Regions from separate parts of the Homo sapiens genome. Here region 1 is linked to region 2. A link is an interaction called in ENCODE POLR2A ChIA-PET data of the cell type or tissue named here. Cell type or tissue: PC-3. All regions are shown on one strand. Region 1 overlaps DEK (DEK proto-oncogene). Region 2 overlaps KDM1B (lysine demethylase 1B).

What was found. ChIA-PET counts read pairs that join two places held together with the same protein. Peaks named below come from ENCODE experiments on the same cell type or tissue, not always from the same donor. Only the 100,000 strongest peaks of a DNase experiment are listed, where the experiment ranks them.
Region 1: POLR2A ChIA-PET joins it to region 2 with 10 read pairs; 9 of 35 experiments call an interaction of 5 or more read pairs at or near these places.

Annotation. Positions count from the first base shown.
Region 1 is chr6:18,241,178-18,243,677 of GRCh38, reverse strand. All of the region lies in intron 7 of DEK (DEK proto-oncogene), which reads left to right. Among named protein-coding and RNA genes, the nearest start is that of DEK, 22 kb to the left of the region's middle. RefSeq lists an enhancer at 946-1,240. In PC-3, no CTCF peak of the experiment used is centred here; DNase peaks (open chromatin) are centred at 1,087 and 2,057; H3K27ac peaks cover 2,003 bases.
Region 2 is chr6:18,165,810-18,168,309 of GRCh38, reverse strand. KDM1B (lysine demethylase 1B) reads right to left here. Exons shown (of 22, transcript NM_001364614.2): 6 at 1,932-2,043. Among named protein-coding and RNA genes, the nearest start is that of KDM1B, 12 kb to the right of the region's middle. In PC-3, no CTCF peak of the experiment used is centred here; no DNase peak of the experiment used is centred here; H3K27ac peaks cover 395 bases.

The DNA of each region.
Region 1 (2,500 bases), 75 kb before region 2:
AAGAAGGAAAATCTTCATGCCTCTTGAGGAAAGGCTTTGGGTAGAAGTGGAAGTACTACCAATTCAAGTTGACCTTGGGAATGGAGAGGAAAGTTGTACGTGTGAACAAAGATAAGGAACAGGGAAGGCAGGGTGCCTTTGACTAACTCGTGGTTAGAGTTGTGTGCCCAGAAGTAGAGCAATGAGAGATGAAACTAAGGTAATGTAGGTTGAACCCATGCTATAGAGAACCCATGAAGCTGGGCATTGTTGTGTGACTAATATGTTTGGTGGTAGGTTCATTATTCTCACTCATTCAAAATGATTATCTTATTCTATACCTGAGCATTTTACTAAGTGGGAGAAAAAAAAAATGAGACACGTCCTCTGGTCTTCCAGGAAGTACCACTCAGTAAGCATTTATTAGCAACTGCAAGGAAGAAACTATTCAAAGTGTATATACCATGTGCTTTCACATCTTGCATCTCATTTAGTCTTGACTCCATGAGAGGTGAGGTATGTCTCCTCATTTTTGTATTTGAGGTTATAATAAATATATAAGAAACCTTTTTTAGTGCTTTCTCTTCACAGTAGTCACCTCTTACCTGAACGGAGTACATTTCAAGACCCCCAGTGTATGCCTGAAACTGCAGATCATGCCAAGCCCGATTGCTGTCATTTGGGACATGTTTCTGTTCACGTTTCCCACCCTCAAATTATGCCTTTTTCATCATAACTAAGCACTTATCCTGCACTGTGGCCATAACTTTCGCAGTTTGAGGTTTGACAGCAGAGCCAGCACAAAGTTCTTTTCCCTTCACAATTTCACATATAGAAGATTTGTTCTTACTATAGATCTTAGAAACCTCAACATATGATTTTTTTCTTTCCTTGAGTAAAGAGCTTTCACTTAAAAGAACCCACTTTATGGCTTCTCTTTGGCATGTTTGAATTGCCAACATTACTACTTCTGGGCTTTGGGGCCATTATTAAGTCACATAAGGGTACTTGGGCACAAGCACAATGATACTGCAACAGTTGATAGGATAACCAAGATGGCTGCTAGTGACTAATGGGCCAAGGTTCTGGGAGCATCTACAGTGTGGATATGCTGGACAAAGGGATGATTCACATCCCGGGCAGGAGTGAGCAGGATGACATGAGATTTCATCACACTACTCAGAACAGCATGCAATTTTAAATTTATGAGTTGTTTACTTCTGGAATTTTCCATTTAATATTTTCAGACTATGGTTGACAACAGGTAGTTGAAACCACATGCAGAAAGAGAAACCATAGATAAAGGGAGACTGCCGTATTATTCTTTCTTCTTTTTTGAGACAGAGTCTTGCTTTGTTGCCCAGGCTGGGGTACAGTGGCACGATCGATACTCACTGCCACCTCCACCTCCCAGGTTCAGCAATTCTCGTGGCACAGCCACCCTAGTAGCTGGGTCCACAGGTGCATGCCACCACGCCTGACTAATTTTTTGTAGAGACGGGGTTTCACGATGTTGCCAGGCTGGTCTCGAACTCCTGGCCTCCCAAAGTGCTGGGATTACGGGGTTGAGCCACCGTGCATGGCTTCCTATTCTTTCTAAAGCTTCTTGTTTATGTACTTCTATCTTCAGAGTTCTCTCTAGAATTCCTGATTTAGATCAAAATTTGATTTTAAGCAATAGCTTTAAGAAAGTTAATGAGTATAAATCCACTTGTGCTTATCAGAACTTAAAACTAAAAGCTATTAAAAACTTGATAATTGGAGGAATTGTCCTGTTGATTGCTTTGTCTGGTTCCTGCCTTTACTGTATATAGCTCCAATAATTCAAAATCTAGGAATCAGCAGGCAGTGTAGCCTGTATGCCAAGTCCAGCCTACAGCCTGTTTTTATACAGCCCTCAAGCTCAGAATGGTTTTTCCATTTTTAAATGATTGTTTAAAAAAATGAATATGCAACAAAGATTATATGTAGCCGGGAAAGCTGAAAATATTTACTATCTGGCACTTCAAAGAAAAGTCTTGGTGACAAATCTAGTCCATAAATGTGCTTTTCATTTTATGTGGTATAGCTAGATGAGTCACCTCTGGAGCTTCAAAAACATATACAGGTGCTCAGGAATCAGGATGTTTGGCTGTAACACCCTTGTTCTTACAGCTTCACAATACCTTCCATAAAGTAGGGATAATGAATTGCAGGCCAAGTACTTTGAGAGTATGGATTAATCAAATTGATGGTATTGTGAAAGATTTAGAGGAGGTAATTGTTAAGCTAGGTTTAGAATCATGAGTGGGGTTTTCCTAAGTACAGGGGAGGAATGAAAGTAATGAAGATTTGAAAGTTCATGTAAAATTAAAGGGGACATTGTTTAACTTGCCTTGTCAGCTCTCCCTGTGTTTTTTTCTGTTACCTCCAAATTCTGGTTACCCATATTTACCTTGACAGACAAAAATTGTCCATTGTGTCCTAATACCAAGGTATGTCCTTTGAGATGCCCCCATTTTCCAGAGACCTATTCCTCCTA
Region 2 (2,500 bases):
ACAGAAAGCAGATTAGCGGTTACCAGGAACTGGGGGTAGCAAGAATTAGGGCTTCCCTTGTGCGTGATGAAAATACTTTGGAATTAGATAGGGGTGGTAATTGCATAACATTGTGAATATACTAAGTGCCACTGAACTGCACAATTTAAAATGGTTAATTTTATGTTATACGAATTTTACTTCAATGAAAAAATCTTTAAGCGTGCACAAAGCTCAGCATTACTTATAATATTTTTAAAATTAGCAAATTGGCCAGGTACAGTGGCTCACACCTGTAATCCTAACACTTTGAGAGGCTGAAGTGGGAGGATTGCTTGAGTCCAGTATTTGAGACCAGCCTGGGCAAGATATCGAGTCCTGTCTCTATAAAGAATTAACAAATTAGCTGGACATGGTGGTGCACTCTATAGTTCCAGCTGCTCTGCCGGCTGAGGTGGGAGGATCACTTGAGCCTGGGAGACCGAGGCTGCAGTGAGTCATAATCCCACAACTGCACTCTAGCCTGAACGACAGAGCAAGGCCCCATCTTAAAAAAAAATTGGGCATTGTGGCTCATGTCTGTAATCCCAGCACTGTGGGAGGCTGAGGCAGGTGGATCACTTGAGCCTAGGAATTTAAGACCAGCCTGGGCAACATGGTGAAACCCCATCTCTACAAAAAATACAAAAGTCAGCTGGGCGTGGTAGCATGTGCGGAGAGTCCCAGCTATTAGGGAGGCTGAGGTGGGAGAATCGCTTGAGCCCGGGAGGTGGAGGTTGTAGTGAGCTAAGATTGTGCCACTGCACTACAGCCTGGGCAACAGAGTGAGACCCTGTCTCAGAAAAAAAAAATAGCAAATCATTTATTAAATGGTGGTATATTTCAACAATATATGCAATAATGAAAATATATTTTCAAAGAATGACTAAATGAAAAAAGAATATGAGGTCAATTTAATTTTTTTTTTCTTTTTTTGAGACAGAGTCCCACTCTGTCACCAGGCTGGAGTGCAGTGGCACGATCTCAGCTCATTGCAACCTCCGCTTCCTGGGTTCAAGCGATTCTCCTGCCTCAGCCTCCCAAGTAGCTGGGACAACAGGCGCGCGCCACCACGCCCGGCTAATTTTTGTATTTTTTTAGTAGAGACGGGGTTTCCCCATGTTGGCCAGGATGGTCTTGATTTCTAGACCTTGTGATCTGCCCACCTCAGCCTCCCAAAGTGCTAGGATGACAGGTGTGAGCCACAGCCCTGGCCCAAATTAATTTTTAAAAAGCTAAACATTACAAAAATCGTATCTGAAGCCTGATTTTAAACCTAATCAGTATATGTATATAAAGCATGAAATTGTGTTTAAACAGACAAAAATATGAAAAGAAAAAAAGGATCAAAAAGCTATGTACCAAGCTCAGCAATGACTATCACCAGCTGGTGGTGAGCCTTTAGTTTTTTCTTTTTTAAAACCATTTTTTTTTTTTTGAGACAGCCTCTCACTCTGTCATCCAGGCTGGAGTGTAGTGGTGTAATCATAGCTCACTACAGCCTTGAACTCCTGAGCTCAAGCAATTCCCCAACCTCAACCTGATGAGTAGATGGGACTACAGACACCTGCCACCATTCTTGCCTACTTAAAAAAAAAATTTTTTTTTGTAAAGATGGGGTCTTACTATGAGATAGGGTCTCACTTTGCCCAGGCTGGGCGCAAAGCAGTCTTCCCACCTCAGCCTACCAAAGGGCTAGGATTACAAGTATGAGCCACCAAACCCAGCCTAGTTTCCTCTTTTATACTATGTTGAAATATCTCAGCTTTCTATAAAAATAAAAAATATTTGCTTTAATAGTCATAGAAGGAACAATAAATGTAATAGGAGATTTCCTAAACAGCATTTTCATCCATGCCTCTTGCATTTGGCTCCACAAATACTTCACAGACAGAGAGCATCACTCTCCTTACCCAGTAGGGGAGTTGCTGGTCTGCCATGAAAGCTTTGGGACTAGGTTCGGTTTTGCCATTGCTAGTCCATATTTTTTTCCATGTAGTATATTTGTCATATCCATCCTTATGGCTGAAAAACAAGAAAAATTAATATATCGATTAATATATCGATTGCTATAAGCAATCAGGTTTTTCAAAACAGGAGGCAGGTTAGTAAATCTTACGTAACAAACATAACTAGCCTTGTTATAAAAGTAGAGAAAGTTATTATGGCACCCATAAAACAGGCTGTCAGAAGGGGTATATTCTTGTCAGTTTTAGTATCTAAAACTAAGAAAGGCATAGTGTTATTTGAAAGAGAAATTAAATTTTTTTCTTTTTTTTCCCCTTGATACAGGGTGTTGCTATGTTGCTCAGGCTGGAGTACAGTGACTGTTCACAGCTGCAATCATGAATCATGGTGTGCTGCAACCTCGAACTCCCAAGCTCAAGCGATCCTTCTGCCTCAGGCTCCCAAGTAGCTGGAACCAGTTCCGAATATTTTTATTTTTTTATTATTTTTTTAAATTTCTTTTGAGATGGAGTCT